Regions from separate parts of the Homo sapiens genome. Here region 1 is linked to region 2. Evidence: chromatin loops called from intact Hi-C (ENCODE). Cell type or tissue: Calu3. All regions are shown on one strand. Each heading gives the region's core, and the rest is flanking DNA. Links, peaks and the distances in the headings are about the cores only.

Region 1 (8,422 bases), core at 317-8,316, 180 kb after region 2:
AACAGAAGACAAACCCTGGAATTTCCCAGAACAGAAGCATCCATGTTAGTGGAGTTGTGAGCAGGTTAGGAGTCATCGTTCAGACAGTAAGTCCATACAGCATTTTATACTTAATAGGCCTTTTGATGATCAGCATGAGAGACTGACTCAGGTTACAATGAAGAAATTGAGATTCATTGGTGGATATATGTAGGCAGAAATCTGTACCAGACCTCATGGGGGAATTGCAAAGAGCCAAAACTCATGGAGAATGGTATGTCCATCAGGAACTAGGAGGTTACACAGAATCAGAAGCAACTCTGGGAGCTGGATTGCCTTGTGGTCCTAGAGCAGCAGGAGTTTTCTAATTTTCTACTATTTGTGCCACTGCACAACCGAGTATCTCATTGCTCTTCTGCATGTCATTCAGTTTTAGCTGTCTAGGACTGCAGGCTTTCCCCTAGCTTTTGCCTGCCCAGGCTTCCTCTTGCCTGTGGCTTCTGCTACTCTAGGTTTCTGCTGAAGGCCTCTGGGCTTCGGTTTCTTTCCTACCTTTCCACTCATGAATAGCTCTATGATTCTCATTTAGACGCTTCTAGAGAGGGACTCTGAGTGCTTCCATTGATCCCCCTTGTCTTTGTTAGGCTCAGCTTTTGTGTCAGGGCGACTCAGAGAGGAGCTGCTCTGAGGTGAGACTTCTACACCTAGATTGTGATGGTTAATACTGAGTGTCAACTTGATTGGATTGAAGGATACAAAGTATTGATCCTGGGTGTGTCTGTGAGAGTGTTGCCAAAGGAGATTAAAACTGGAGTCAGTGGGCTGGGAAAGGCAGACCCACCCTTAATCTGGTATCTTATCAGCTGCCAGCACAGCTAGAATATAAGCAGGCAGGAAAATGTGAAAAGAGAAACTGGCCTAGCCTCCCAGCCTACATCTTTCTCCCATGCTGGATGCTTTCTGCCCTCAAACATCAAACTCCAAGTTCTTCAGTTTTGGAACTCGGACTGGCTCTCCTTGCTCCTCAGCCTGCAGATGGCCTGTTGTGGGACCTTGTGATCATATGGGTTAATACTTAATAAACATATATATATTCCTTTAATTCTGTCCTTCTAGAGAACCCTGACTGATACAGGGTTCAGACCAATCACCTGCGAATGAGGATCTGAACCTGATCTGAACCTAGCAATTTATGCTCGAAGAACCCCTTCCCTTGGGGCTGTTGGTGGGCACCCCTTGGGGTGGCGTGGGGCAGGTGGCTTGGAGTGGGCAGGCACTCCACAGTTTTCTTGTTCAGTGCACATGTGAGGATGCTTGGAGTTCTGTGACACTCAGTTTACCTTCCACTACTAGGTCAGTAGGAGCAGTGGCTTGCAAAAGGCACTTTCTGTAAAAACAAACACATTAAACAAATACCCTAAGTACAATCATGATGATAATGATGGCAAACAAGATGAAGGAGGAGAAGAGGGAGAAGAAAAAGAAGAAAAATGTAGGGATTTTGAAATGTGTTCCTTTTAAGACACTGTGAAAGAAAATACACACTGTAGAGCAGGTGTGTCCAATCTTTTGGCTACCCTGGGCCACACTGGAAGAACAATTGTCTTGGGCCACACATAAAATGCACTAACACTAACGATAGTTGATGAGCTAAAAAAAAAAAAAAAAAAAAAAAAATCTCATAATGTTTTAAGGAAGTGTATGGGCCAAATTCAAAGCTGTCCTGGGCTGCATGCGGCCCACCGGCCACGGGTTGGACAAGCTTGGTGTAAAGTGTCAGGAATATTATGCTCAGCTGAAGCCGAACTTTATTTTGGATTCTGGTTATTTTATCTAAAGCAGCTTCGAAGTGGCTTCCTCGACATAATTAAGAATCTCAGAATTTTGGAACAGAAAGAAACCTCAAAGAAATCTACTCTTTGGTTAGACCATTTTGCATGATCTAGTCCCTACATCTTAGAGAAGTGGAAATGAGGCTCTGTGAGGCTGAGTGGCTCGGCAAGCTTGGGAGGCCTCTGTTCTGTGATTTCAGAACACAGCGGTGATTTCAGAGATTCTCTGCCACAGAACTGCTAACTCTGGTTGGCTGGTTTCCACTTGAGCACTTGTGTAGATGGAAACCTTATTGGCTTAAATAGTTACCTCTTTCTTGGGGGCAGCTGGCCTGGAACTCCTGCCAATCTTTCCCTTATAAAACAGAAATCTACTTTTTCTATAAAGGTGTGGTGTATTTTCTAAGCTTTATTCAGACCCTGGGTGTTCCCAAGCCGTCTTTCACTGTCACATTCTCACGTCCAATTTATTCAGCCTCAGAGCTGTTACCGAATGGCTAGAACCAGAAGCCACACTAGTTTCCAGGTGTTTGTGAAGGATCTGGCCACTAACAACACAAAACAAAAATAATACCACAATGTCACTGCCGTTTTAATCAATCTCCCAACTTTATCACACAACAATGGCTATCCTGGGTGAAGCTTTTTATGAGTTTTGTGTTCTGCCAACAAACAACCAAAAAATAAAATTGGCACTGGATTAAAAAAATTCATGTTATAGTGGTAGCTGAGGTGTTCTCGTGGTTCTAAAATGATAAACAAAATAGCCAAAATATGTATAAGATATCTGCCATGTTTAACTGTGTGGCTCTGGGCAAGTTACTGTCTCCACCCTTTACAATTCCTATCTGAACACTGGGATATTTGTGTTCTTAGCACTGTCATTGGCTTACAGGAAATGCTTAATAAACTACCTATTAATATTGAATACCTTTTTATTTAGTCTTCATAAGAACTGCATAAAGCTCAGAAAAAATCAAGTAATTTGCTCAAGTTCTAAAAAGCAGAAAGTGGTAGAGTTAGCATAATTAGAACTAATTATCTGAATTCAATTTGGTGGTCTTTTTGCTTCACCAGAGCTAACCACAACTGCCATGTTTTAGGGCTAGGCAATGGGAACCCCAGTGTGTATCCTGGATCTGACTCTCAGCTCCCAGGATTTAGAAACCCCAGTGCAACCCCTGTCTCAGTGCCTCTCTCCTTGGAGGCATCTTGTGGGCCATGCCAACACCCACTGCCCCTCTGCTCTGACAGGTGGCAGGATCCTGGGCTCTGGAGGTGTTGAAGGAGAGGTGTAATTTTCCTCCTCCCCTGCCTATGGGTTGGACTGTTTGACACTCCCTGAGGGGCCTCAAGAACTTCTTGCCATAGACTCTAGGCTCCTTATCTTGGTAAATCAACATAATGCTCACCAAGTTGGCTTTCCTCAAGTTAAGGTGGCTGATGTGTATGGAAATACTCAGTAAGATTTATTGAGGGCCTCACAGAAAACTTGGCAGGTTTTCTTTCTTAAGTGATGACAAAGGTGGCCCTTGCCAGTGAAAGGCCACACTGTTGGCCACCCCTTCTGAAATAGTCTTGTTGACTAAAGTTCTGTGCAGGATTTTATTGGCACCTATAAATAGACAAATTGGCAGCTCCTTGTTTTCTTTTTTATTGACAGATGTGGTGGTGAGACTTGCTCTTGGATGCTGTCAGGAAGTATCATCTGACTGCGTTTGCTACCCTGGGGGAGACAAACAAAACTTGAGTGAAGGAAAATGAGAACTCACCTGAAACCAAGAAGAGTCTTTGGAAAAGGATTTTTGTGTAGGTCATCTGGAAAGTGTTTACTCTTAGCAGTTATGCATAACTATAGTCTTAAGAACAAAGTGAGGTGGGGGTGCGGGTAAGGGTGGGAATGGGGTAGGGGTAAACGAGTGGGTGGAGACGTGTCTGTGTGTCCAAAAAACTGCCCCAAAGCAAACATGGCCACGTGCACACATCTAAACCAATGTGTCTCTTAAGACTTTAGCCTCCAGTATACTATGTAGTCGCTGCATTCGTTGACTTTCTTGTCTTACTCAGCAAAAGATGTAGACGATTTCCACTATCTTTCCATAGACCCTCGCTAAATGACCAGATGGGAAAAGTCTATTGCCTGACCAAATTGCCAGTCAGCCCATGAGCAGTCCAGACAGTGCAGGATTTATAGAAAAGGAATTTTTATGATTTCTTCCTGCCCAACCCCCACTAAGAAGCAAAGGCCCTACTCTTGACCTTGGCATCCCCTTGTTGCTTTCTTCTCGTCCATGACACCTAGGCTTGATATTCTTTACCTTGGGTATTCTTGTGAATATTTGCTGAATTTTCATTTACACCAAATACAATTCAGAAGACAGAGGCTTTCCAAGGTATGAGTGTGTAAGTATGTTAAAGAAAAGCTCTCAGCTTGTCTCATGGTTTAAAGTCCTCCTAAGATATCTGAGCTGAATCTAAGGAATAAAGTAGATTGGTTCCTCCCTGTCTGATGAGTTTTATCAAAATGTGATAAAATGTGGTAAAGAAAAATGGTGGGCCAACTTCGTTATAGTTCTACTGAGGGACACTGTACAGGTAAACCAGGCCATAACTCATTTGTCCTGTGACAGTTTTTATTATTCTGTTTTTATGCAGTTTTGAAGAGTGAGGGGAATTGCCCTAGACAACAGATGTGAGAGACTTTTTTCTTTCTTTCTGTCCTGTGGACAGGCCTCAGGCTCCAGCCCAGTGACTCATTGTTGTGGTATTATATACCTCAAGATGAAGTGTGTGCGGTGGAAAGTGTGGGCAGGATTTATCAGTGCGACTTCTTCCTTTGAAGTATCAAGGCAGGCTACTTTGCTGATGGTTTCTGGAACCTGGCCAAGCCCCAATATACTGTGAAAATAGCTGTCTTAGGTTTTCCTGGCACATGAGAACATTTGCACTTGATTCTCAGACCTCCATTGCTTTCTGATGTTTTTGAGGCCAGTGTTCTTGGGATTTAGGGCTCAGGGCCAGATTGTAACCCTGCCTGTTTGTACTCCTTCAAATGCCCCATCCCAACATGGTTTTGATGGCTCCAGATACAGACTGTAACACCAACTTGAGTTCCAAAGTGCAGGCTGGCTTTAGGTTGCTTTTAAGCATTCATGCATAAATTTCTCTATAGCCCACATTTCCTGCTACCCTGCCCCCACTAACAAAATGCTGACTCTTAAGGCGTTTTACTGTGACAATGCTTTCTACGGCAAAGCATCTTCACATTTTCAGCTTGAAAGCAAGGCAATGTGTACGCGGAGAAAAACATAGGAATACCATGATAACTCTATCAGTAAATTGAAAAAATAGGGCTGGGCATGATGGTTTTACACCTGTAATCCCAGCACTTTGGAGGCCAAGGCCAGTGGATTACTTGAGGCCAGGAGCTTGAGACCAGCCTGGCCAACACGGTGAAACCCCGTCTCTACTAAAAATACAAAAATTAGCTGAGTGTGGTGGCACGCGCCTGTTATCCCAGCTACTTGGGAAGCTGAGGCAGGAGAATCTCTTGAACCTGGGAGGTGAAGGTTGCAGTGAGCCAAGATCATGCCACTGCACTCCAGCCTGGGTGAAAGAGTGAGATTCTGTCTCAAAATTTAAAAAAAGAAAGAAAGAAAGAAAAAGAAAGAAAAAGAAAGAAAGAAAAGTTCTCCTTTTCTAGTTAAAAAAAAAATCTATCATCTATTTGCCTGTACCTTCCTCCTCCCACCTTTATTCATTGTCATACTGTTATTAATTTTGGGAACAAACGACATAAGAGCCTAATTATGTTAGACTCCCAGACACCCTTCCAGAGGTGAATGATCAGCCACATTTCTCATCACCCAGCTATGTGTAATAAATAGTTTCCTTGTAAATGCGTATTTCCCAATAGATGCCCCATTTCAGGTTTCCCTCTAGCCTGGGAACCAGACTCTGTCATTCCTGATTAAAATATTGCCAGCCTGTGCTGGGGAACCCATAACTAACCTTGCTGAGCATCTTTTGCACTTTCTCCTTTTGAGTGGGCAGACCCTTTAATAAGGCAACTTGATGTGACTGGACTTGAATCTGGGGAAAGTCTTAGAAAGCTGGCAGATCCATGTCAATGTCCTCCTAGTTGAAAAGACAATTGATATGTTTGCAGGTTGGGTTCTGTTATGGGCTGAATTGTTCCCCCCAACCCTCTCAAATTCATGTGGTGAAGTCCTAACCCCCAGGACCTCAACGGGCCCTTGTTTGGAGATAAGGTATTACAGAAGCAATCAAGTTAAAATGAGGTCATTAGGGTGGGCCCTAATCCAATATGACTGATGTCCTTACCAAAAGGGGAAATTTGGGCTGGGCACGGTGGTTCATGCCTGTAATCCCAGCACTTTGGAAGGGCGAGGGGGCAGATCACGAGGTCAAGAGATCGAGACCATCCTGGCCAACATGGTGAAACGCCATCTCTACTAAAAATACAAAAATTAGCTGGGTGTGGTGGCGCATGCCTGTAGTCCCAGCTACTCGGGAGACTGAGGCAGGAGAACAGCTTGAACCCAAAAGGTGGAGGTTGCAGTGAGCTGAGATTGTACCACTGCACTCCAGCCTGTGTGACAGAGCAAGACTCTGTCTCAAAAAAAAAAAAAAAAAAAAAAAAAAAGTTGGGGGGGAAATTTGGAGACAGATCTATACACATGGAGACTGCCATGTGAACATAAAGACAGTTCTCTACAAGCCAAGGGGAGAGGCCTGGAGCAAGTCCTTCCTTCACGGCCCTCAGAAGGAACCAATGCTGCGGACGCCTTGATCATGGATTTCCAGCCTGCAGAACTGTAAGCCAATAAGTCGGTGTTGTTTAGGCCACCTCATCAGTGGCACTTTGTTGCGGCAGCTCCAGCACATATATATGTCTCTTTGGCAGCAGGTTCTGAGGCAGAGATGAGTATGTAGGGCTTATTAGGGAGTGCTCTTGGGATAAACTCCCATGGAAGAAAAGGGAAGGGGGCAGATTGGGACAAGGGATAATTTGAGCTGTGATGTAGTCCCAGCAAAGGTCTCAGCTGACTTCATGGGAAGCTCTGGAGCTGGTATGGCGCTTCGTTGTTGGAATATGAGCTTGGGCCTTTATAACTCCCTGCTGATCAGTCACTGGGTGGGGGCTGCCTCTGCCTAGTTTTCATAAGCCTAGACAAATCCCGAAGAGGATTGACAGTTGGGGATTGTATTTTGGGAGCAATTCCAGCTTCTGCGGGATAAATCCTTCAATCCTCATGGGGGATCTCAGTGGCACATCACAGCACCACCATGAATACATGTCACCAGGGGTTGGCTGACTTAGGAAATTTGATAAGCCACCCTTAATTTTCAAAATGGGGTTGAACTTTGTAAGGTGTGGTACTGTTCAGTTCTCTTTTTCTTTCTTACTTTCTAGGTGAAGCAGGTTGTGGCTCCCCCAACACTTCGATCCTGTCCTGGGTGAGAGGTGGGGCATGGGAGGTGTATCAATCATTATCTAGACAGAAAAACAGAAACTACTCTGGATGTTTCAAACAGAAGGAATTAATGGAGAAAGAATGTTACCAAGGTGTTAGATGGGCTGGGGAAGCACACAGAGAGGGAAATGTGCCCCAGAGATCAGGAAGCTGGGGTTTTTCAACCTGGGTTGAAACCTGCAAGCCCACACTGTCTGCTGAGTTTCTAAAGATGCTGCTGCTGTTACCATTGCCACAGTCGGATCTATGCTGTTCTGACTAGGAACCCCGGACACTACATTTTGATGCTGGTGAAACCAGGACTGACACCGCTAAAGCTCAGTGTCACCGATGGAGCTGCCAGAGCCCATAGTTGCTGACCTCGGTACTACTGCTATTGGTGGCTCTACCAGTAGCAGACAAAAAAGCCTTCTTCCTCCTATATTCTAGCCTTCCTCTAGCAAGTGGACTGCAGTACAGAGGAAGGCATGGAAGAATGCATGGATCTGGGACCAGCAGACAATAGTCCACTCTCTTTCAGACTAGCTCTTTGCTCTGTCTCTTCTCAGTGTACTGTCCTGAGAGGGAGGTCACATAGCAATGGCCAGGAAGCCCCTCCCCAAGACTGAGGAGAAACCAGGTCTACTAGCTCTCATCCAATATTCTCTGAACCACATCATGGCATAGCTAAAGCCCTGCCTCCCTTTTTCCTTTCCTTCTGGTTTCTGAGAGGAATACTGGGTCACCACTAAAATGTGGACCACAAAAGGGCCAATAAGATCAACTATGCTACCCAGCCACTTCAGTCAATACCTGTCAAACTGATGTTTCAACTGAATTTCTGGTTGGTTGATTGAATTGGTCAAATAAATGTTCTCTGGACACATGTATTTCTCTGGGACATTGACAAAGTAGCAGCATCTACTTATCATGGATAAAACTTCTTTTATTTATTATCTATTGGCTTTTTACAAATAAAACTTCTTGCATTTATTATCTATTAACTTTTCAGGTGATTTTACATTTTTCCCCATTCTTTCAGCAACCATGGACATATCATAAATCATCCTTCTTTCATCCATTTGTTCTTTCAGAAATTTACTGGGGAATCAGCTATAAACAAGGGTTTGTATT
Region 2 (8,422 bases), core at 103-8,102:
GTGCCTGTGCTCTATCTGCAGGGCTGGACTCCTTCCGGTGGGGAGGGAGGACAAGCTGTGACCCCCTGGACACCACAGTTGTCCCTTTCTTCAACAGTTAGCTGGGCGCTGCCCCACTGTGTCCTCAGCTCAGCTACTGAACCTGCTGCTGGCTCATGAAGCATCAGAACTGCGCTGTGCTGGAGTGGAAAGAAGAAGGCTTTGGGGCCGGTGAAGTGAGATTGAATGCTATCTCTCCAATGGATCGGCTGTGTGACCTTCATAAGGTCATTCATCTTTCAATCGGGGCTTCCCTTGGAAGAAAAGATGAGCTAACCTTTATGAAAGCACTTGACACAGGGCTTAGCACACAGTAGGCTGTCAATAAATCTTAGCTCTCCCGCCCTGCCTTCTCCATGTGAAATACGGCTATTCAAAATAAAGAAGTGTTAGCCACAGGCCCTACGAATTTTATGTGTTTGCTCAGCCCCCCAGGGGAGGAACTGTGAGTGTATGTGGGGTCGATGTATGAGCGGGTAAAACTGGGCAGTGTATATACCAGGCTATTAATAATGATGTGGCTCATATGTTTGAAATTCAAGGATATGTTCATACAAGACCTAAGTATGTTTTTACAGCTCCACAAACCATTCATCCACCCCAGCATAACTTTTTTAGTGCCGGTTTTAGAATTGTGATGTTTTCTCTTTTCTCCTTAAAAAGCGATTTACATTGCAGAGCAGTTTCTGGCCTTGGCATGCTGTGGAGTTAGTGCCTGGACATTTCTTTTCTTTAACTGTTTATTAAGGATGAAGAATCTAGCTTGGAGATATCTTAAATCCTACGAATTTTGTCAAAAATTCAGCTCCAACCACTTTTTGAGCATAAAGAGAAAATAATTGGTTTTAAAATACGTACATAAGTTTAAACGTTGGGATCCCTGCCGAGACCTGGGGAGGAATTACGGGAATGTCAGAACCTGGAGAATTCCCAGAAAGGCTGGGATGAGGCGCTCCTGGGGCCCTTGAGGAAAGGCTGATCTGGGTGGGAGCATGAACCCAGCTTGGTTTAGGGTTTTCCAGGAAGTGAAGGCCTGCAGTGCTGTCTTTGGCAGCCCAGATAAAGGGAAATTTCATTCATAACTAACTTCTACCTGAATTTGAGTACGCCATGGGAGAAAATTATGGCTTTGGGTTTTCTTGCCAAAGTGATTTGAATTCCATCCAGTTCTGTTACAATGAAAACTGCCCTCCATGATTGGCTAGATGGTATATTTAACATTCTCATTACTTGCAGGATCAGGAGCTGCCAATTTGAGTCCTATCACTGTGATGTTGTAACTACTGATGCTCCATTTTCCAGATAAAAAATAGAAAAATATTTTGAAAAATGTGTAGAGCTATCTATAAACAAGAAGCTGACCTAGGACACATAGCTTTTGACCCCTTAATGGATTATTTAATTTATTTATTTCACTACTGTCCTCTCTAGCCCATTTGACTGCTGCTAATTTGGACATGGAAGCCAGTGACTTTACCACTGACAGCCAGCAGGACAGGCTTCATGGGCATGTGACCTGTGTAGTAACCCATGGCCCCATCCTTGAAAGCAGCCCATATCTGGTTTAATGCTTTGCTGCGGGTGTCTTGAAATTCTTAATACTTTTTGAAAAAAGGGGCTTGCATTTTCATTTTGCAATGGGCCCCCAAAATTGTGTAGCTAGTTCTGATGGCCAGACTTACCCCTGTTCATTTGCCTGGCTAGGTGGCGATTCCTTTCTTCCTTCCCTCCCTCTTTGGTCCATATATGTCACTTTGACGCCCTTTTGTTGATGTAGATGACTGTTTTACTTCTCACAGCCTCTATCTGCTATCTGGGAGGTTTGGCCAACTTGGGAAGGGTGAGGGCTGTGAGTGCACAATCCAGATTTGAGTGGGTGGCAGAACGCTCTGATACTCAGGAACACATTGCATCTCTACAGGGAACCTGTTGTGTGTCTTGGAGTGAAGACTAGAAGTGACTGTGTCGTCCACAGCTATGAAGACCTGTACATCCACTTAGGAAGGTGTCAGAGTTGTGGGGATGGCAGTGGTCAGGGGCATTATTTTGAAAGTAAAAGTAAATAGAACGGGATGTTGAGGTTGATGAAGCCCCAGAACTGCAGTGAGTAAAGATCCATCTTGATTAAGTTGCACATGCAGACAGGGGACATGAAGCCAGGCCTTTTTATTTGTTCATATTGGCATACCCTTACTTTTTAGTGAGGCCCTTGTTGTTCCTTCATGCCGACATGTAAGTAAAATTGCTCTGGGTCTCAAGATATAACTGTCTGTCATGGCTTCTTTAGAAAGGATTTTTGAGTAAAACGTCAGGGCCAGTTTGGATTTCACAGTGCCAGGAATCAAATTCCTGGTCAGTGTGTGAAGATTGAGGACTTTGGTCCCATAGTCACACACAAGTGCAAATGAACATGTAAGCACAACTGGATATCATAGAAATCTGGATCACAGAAAGATGGACAATCGGGACTAAGCTAGGACTGTGCACTCCAGAGGGGTGACTGGAGCTAAATCCAGTCTTCATCTGGGGGATGTGTCTGCCCGGAGGTATTGCCTCTTAAACATCCATGCTAATGGGCCAGGTGTAGTGCCTCATGCCTGTAATCCCAGCACTTTGGGAGGCTGAGGCAGGCAGATCACTGGAGGTCAGGAGTTTAAGACCGACCTGGCCAACATGGTTGAAACCCCGTCTCTACCAAAAATTACAAAAATTAGCCAGGCGTGGCTGGGCGCGGTGGCTCACGCCTGTAATCCCAGCACTTTGGGAGGTCGAGATGGGCAGATCACGAGGTCAGGATTTCGAAACCATCCTGGCTAACGCGGTGAAATCCCGTCTCTACTAAATATACAAAAAATTAGCCGGGCGTGGTAGCGGGCGCCTGTAGTCCCAGCTACTTGGGAGGCTGAGGCAGAAGAATGGCGTGAACCCGGGAGGCGGAGCTTGCAGTGAACCGAGATCGCGCCACTGCACTCCAGCCTGGGCGGCAGAGCAAGACTCCGTCTCAGTAAAATAAAATAAAATAAAATAAAATAATAAAATAAAATAAAATAAAATAAAATAAAATAATAAAATAAAATAAAATAAAATAAAATATAAAGTAAAATAAAAATAAATAAAAATTAGCCAGGCGTGGTGGTGTGCACTTGTAATCCCAGCTACTCACGAGGCTGAGGCGGGAGATTTGCTTGAACCCTAGGGGATGGAAGTTACATTGAGATGGCACCGCTGCACTCCAGCCTGGGTGGCAGAGTGAGACCCTGTTTAAAAAAAAAAAAAAAAAAAAAATTAACACAAAGGCTGACAGCCCTCAGAGAGATTCTTCATCTCGAATTCTACCATAAGAATTAATTATTTTTTTTTCTGATTTTAAAGGCAAAAATTGAACTTGGTATAAAAGCTTGAAAATAAGTGAAAAAGAACAATAAAAAGTACTCATAATCTCATAACCCAGAGATGATCATTGTCTTCTTTTTTTAAAGGATTTTGTAAAGGAGTAAGTCCTCTGGGGCATTAAGGGATGATTTTATATACAAATTTTATGTCACATTAGCCTGTAAAAATTCCCCTCTTGTGTATGTGAATAGTCTTGAGAGATAAGTGTCTTGTAAAAATGATTTTGTGTTTCTGCAAACTTGTTACTGGAGACCATGGAATTTCCTTTTTCTTTTCTTCACTGTGGTGGAAAAAGATGTTCGTTAGATTTGGTCTACTTAAAACTGAGAACTTACAAGTAAAAATCCACTCTCCTTTTTTTTTTTTAGGAGGGAAATGATTATGCAGGTGTTCAAATGAGGTTTTAACTGCATATGCAGAGACTCTTAAGCCAGTGGCCTTCCTGTGTTTGTCAAACTAAACTTTGGATTGTGATTGTGCCGAGTTTCCTGTGCTGCTCTTATTAATAGATCCTGTGGATAAGGATCTCACAGACCTATCTTTGAGTGGCCAGTGTATTCGTGTTAGGGGGGAGAAGTGATTTTCATATGGTATGTTTTTTCCTTCTTTAGTTAAAAAATCATTAAAGCCTTTTGTGTTCATATGACTTGAAAGGCAAGGGGACCTATAGTTAACTTGAGAGTTAAATTATAACTTCTACCTTCTGTGTAAAGATAAAGACTCCTTTTTTAAAAAAATCAATGACCAAGTTGGTTGGGTGAGGGGTGTTTTCTCATACCGTCTGCTCTTTCTACTTTCACCTGCTATCCCCTTCAGCCTTTAAAGAAAAACACTTGATGTGTGAATGTGGATGAAAATGACTATTTGGTTTTTGTTTTGTTTTGGAGTTCTAACATTTATTCAATTTAATTCAGCCACCATTTCTGCATGGATAGACACCTACCTGGTGAGCTGGAGGTGCGGGGAGGATGGAATCACAGGCAGAAGGCCCACAGTGCCTGACCTAGAGGGGTGTTGCCGCTCCAGCTGGGTAAATGGAATCTTATTCCAAGATATAAAGGATACAGTTGTTTACAATTTCCTTAACCGAGGAGCATTTGACAGGGATGATAATATTAGGGTAACTGACTTCACCTGCAGTTTTTTCTAAGGGCTAAAACTGAGCCAGAGGCCTCTGTTAATGGAACTGGATCTATTGTGAAATTACATCAGGTTTGTTGGGGCAGCAAACATGAGGTCCTCTTTGTCATTTTGGGGGTTTGAAGCCATACCAAGGGCCTTGGTCAGGATGGGCCCCAGGAACATCTAGGTTGATTCTTTCCCCACTCCTTTCACCTAAATTTCCTTAGAACTGTGCAGAGTGTGTATAGGCCTATGATTGACACCTCTGGGATGAGATGGGTCTCTAGTCCTAGCCCGTGGGTGCAGGTAGAGAGATCATAGTGACTAGCTGGGGCCAAATCTTCTACTGGGCTCCTTGAAACTGCCACAAAGGATAGGTCAGAAGTTCCTGACCATCGTTTTAAGTTCTGGTTGGTTTGACCCTTTTGGCTTTTTTGTCCATCTGATGAATGATCACCAAATTGTCACAGAACAGAAGCTAGACCTTCTTTGGAAGTATTATTTTGTTTTGCTTAACATGCCTTTGGAGTGATAGCTTTCCATTTCTGGCAGCAGAAGTGAAACACAGATTAGATAGCTTGTGCCCATTTAGATAATATGTTGTTTTGTTTTGGAGTTCTAACATTTATTCAATTTAATTCAGCCATCATTTCTGCACGGATAGACACCTACCTGGTGAGGTGGAGGTGTGGGGAGGATGGAATCACAGGCAAAAGGCCCACAGTGCCTGACCTAGTGGGGTGTTGCCACTCCAGCTGGGTAAATGGAATCTTATTCCAAGACATAAAGGATACAGTTGTTTACAATTTCCTTAACCGAGGAGCATTTGACAGGGATGATAATATTAGGGTAACTGACTTCACTTGCAGTTTTTTCTAAGGGCTAAAACTGAACCAGAGGCCTCTGTTAATGTAAGGTTCATAGGGAGTTGGTACCTAAGCCTTTTCATTTAGAGACCTCCATCCTTAGCCTCTGAACTTACAAGCCTTCTCTTAGCTCATAGGTCTTTCTTAATGTAATCGATGTGTTTCAGAAATGCTGCCTGAGATAATTTATTTTTGTACAAAGCAATTATATTTTTATAGGCAACAGAGATGCTTTTTCTTTAAAAGAATCAAGTTGTGCACTATTTTCTAAAAAGAGCTGTGAATCTCCATTTTATCCTCTACATCAAGTCTTTTAAAGTAGGAAATATATATTCATTAACAAGTAGGCTAACAATTATGCATTAAAAATGATAACAACGTATCTGATAATTATGTGTCTTTTGAAAAACAAACCTGAAGACTTCTTCTGAATGGCACATTCTCATCTTGGAAGAGGATATTCTTTGAATAGTGTTTTGTTGTCGTTGCCCTCTGCTCTTCTGACAGACGGTTTTGCCGTGATTGGTGGTATTTTCCTATCATGTTCCATTTTCAAATGTTAATCATTAGTCATTCTTCATGACCTCTCCATGCAGCCGCCAGAATATAATTATTAAGGGCTGCCTACTTGCACAATGATGGGGAGGGGATCTGAGGGTTACAAATGGCCCAGGGTCATGTCCCAGGTCAAAAAAAGATGAAACGTTAGTCTAGTGATCAGCCCCTGGGTCCTGGGAAAGATAGACCTCTAAGAGCAGTGGAAACTGAGAAGGAAGAGTGTCTGCATGCACTCAGGGCTCTCAGAGCCCCCTTTGATTTGTTGCCCATTCCACACTAAACTCTGTTTAGTAATAAACAGAGTTCAATGGCCAGAGTCTAGACAAACAAATCACGGCCTGGAAAACCCTGTGTTTTGATGACATGTTATGTCTTTACAGCGTGTGGAGGATGGAGCCAGCTTTGAAATTCTAATGCATGGTCTTTGTGAGCTTGCAGCAAATCAGAGAGGCTGAGTCAGGGAGACAGACAATCAGGCCCTGCTCTGGCCAAATTAGAAGGCATTCCCCACTTTGTGGCTTGTGATTTTCCTGCTCTGTCTTCCTCCAGGCATTAGGAAGCTGTCGTGAACTTTAGTGAAATGTGAGAGGTTTAAATATTAATATTTCTGAAGCCCTCAGGGTAGACTCAACACCTGCTTCCCCTGCACAGCTGCCCTAAACAGTTTTCACTGGAGAGACTATTTTTCTCTTTAAACAAAATATTTTATCAAAGTTGGTTTTTAATTGAGCCAGGGCGCCTTCATGTTCACTGGCTAGATTTATCTCTGCCATTTGGAGGGGAAGAGAAATCTCAGAGCTTCCTCATTTACTTGCTCTTTCCTCCCTCGCTCCATCAATGGAAGTAGAGCATCAAACAGGGATACCTTGGCAAGCTCAGTGTTAGCAGCACAAAAGACAAACACTAAAATCTCATTTCTGTTGGGACAGAAACAGAAAAAAATGCTAAGGAAGGGCTGAGCCTGCTGAGTTCCCTGTAAAATAATCCCTGGAGTGAAAACAGCAGCTTGTTCTTCTTCTTTTTTTTTTTTTTTTTCGAACATGTGCCTCTTATACAGTCCAGGATGATCAACTGTGTATACAATAAAGAATGCTTAGAAAATGTGACTGGTAGTATTTTTCTGTTAATGTATTTGAGCTATTTTCATTTTAAAATAATTCATTTCCAGCATGTATGGAGGGAGGTTCTTTTACAATTATTCAAATACATTTTTCCTTGCAGGCATTGAATTGTTTACTCAATGTTAATGGTTCCTTACAAATATTTACTGAATCTCTCTGTAAACTCTCGTCTAAATTAGACCAGAAGGTTCAAAACTCTAACTCCCTTTTGCTATCCAGCCTTTTAAGGTAATCTTTCTGCTGGTATCTGTACAATTAACTGAGAGCATTTTAATAACAGGGAATAATAATTGCTGTTTGCTTATCATCAAGAGGAATTTCCCCCTTGTGAATTTACTTTTAGGAAGACTAGATTGTTATGTAGCACGCGGTGATGCTGATAAGGACTTTAATTACTGTGTGAGAGATTTTGGTGGACGGGGAACAGGAATTTGCAGTGTTTTTGCTCATATTTTATGGAGAATTGAGAATCCTAAATTTCTGTAATTGCTGAAAATGTGGGAACTGCTAGAGTAAAAGGTGTTTATATAGATAGCCATAAATCTACAAAATTGTTTATGTGTGCAACAAAGTGTGCAGATATGAACAAAGGATCAGGTGATAAAAACCCAAAGCTTATGTTTTTTGCTACTCTTTTCAGAGAAAAGACTTTGTCATGGACATAAATTAATTCCTCTATAGATTTTTCTTTTGTAATAGTGTATTTTAATAGAATGTCATTTCCTTATATATTTTTGTTAAGAAACAAAACATAGCCAGGTCTATATATTAATTTAAATTTTAATTGCAACATGAAAGAACAATACCTGATTCTACTCTAACATTTACACCAGAGGTGACAATGTTCGTGTTTTCAATAACTTAATGCCTTTGTTAATTAAGTTTCAGGGATCAAGAACTGTATTAAATAAGCTCAATTAATATATATGCATAAATGTGTGATGAAATAGAAACATATTAAAACTATTTCTACATTACTGCATATATTCGTCAGTTTAAACTCTGAAATTCAAGGGATTCTTTGTCATCTTTTATGTGGGAAAGTAGATGCAAGTCATGTAGCTGCAGAATGTCAAAGGTAGGAGGTTTAAGAGTTCACTAGCCTGATCATATTAATTCATTCATTTCTACATTTATTCAACAAATGAAGGCCCACTATGTGCTCAGTTCTGGCATCACCATGGTGAGCAAAGTAGACCAGTTCCCTCTCTCCAGAGATGGATGTTGGGAAAAAGTGACATGATCAGATCTGCATTTTGAAAAGCTCAGCCTCATTTTCTTTGAAGTTTTATAGATAATTATATAATTCAGGTAAACTACTGG

Evidence for each region. Hi-C counts contacts between places; a loop is a spot of excess contacts. Peaks named below come from ENCODE experiments on the same cell type or tissue, not always from the same donor. Only the 100,000 strongest peaks of a DNase experiment are listed, where the experiment ranks them.
Region 1: a loop joins it to region 2, with 2.7 times the contacts of the local background. A loop is called at or near these places in 2 of 110 quality-filtered maps.

Annotation. Positions count from the first base shown.
Region 1 is chr5:74,323,338-74,331,759 of GRCh38, reverse strand. LINC01333 (long intergenic non-protein coding RNA 1333) reads right to left here. Exons shown (of 5, transcript NR_197443.1): 2 at 7,242-7,329; 3 at 5,823-5,948. It overlaps LINC01331 (long intergenic non-protein coding RNA 1331), which reads left to right. Exons shown (of 4, transcript NR_197436.1): 4 at 3,475-4,316. Among named protein-coding and RNA genes, the nearest start is that of LINC01333, 6.0 kb to the right of the region's middle. In Calu3, for the core only: no CTCF peak of the experiment used is centred there; DNase peaks (open chromatin) are centred at 4,639 and 5,719.
Region 2 is chr5:74,498,291-74,506,712 of GRCh38, reverse strand. All of the region lies in intron 2 of LINC01331 (long intergenic non-protein coding RNA 1331), which reads left to right. Among named protein-coding and RNA genes, the nearest start is that of LINC01331, 34 kb to the left of the region's middle. In Calu3, for the core only: no CTCF peak of the experiment used is centred there; DNase peaks (open chromatin) are centred at 3,932, 4,412 and 6,452.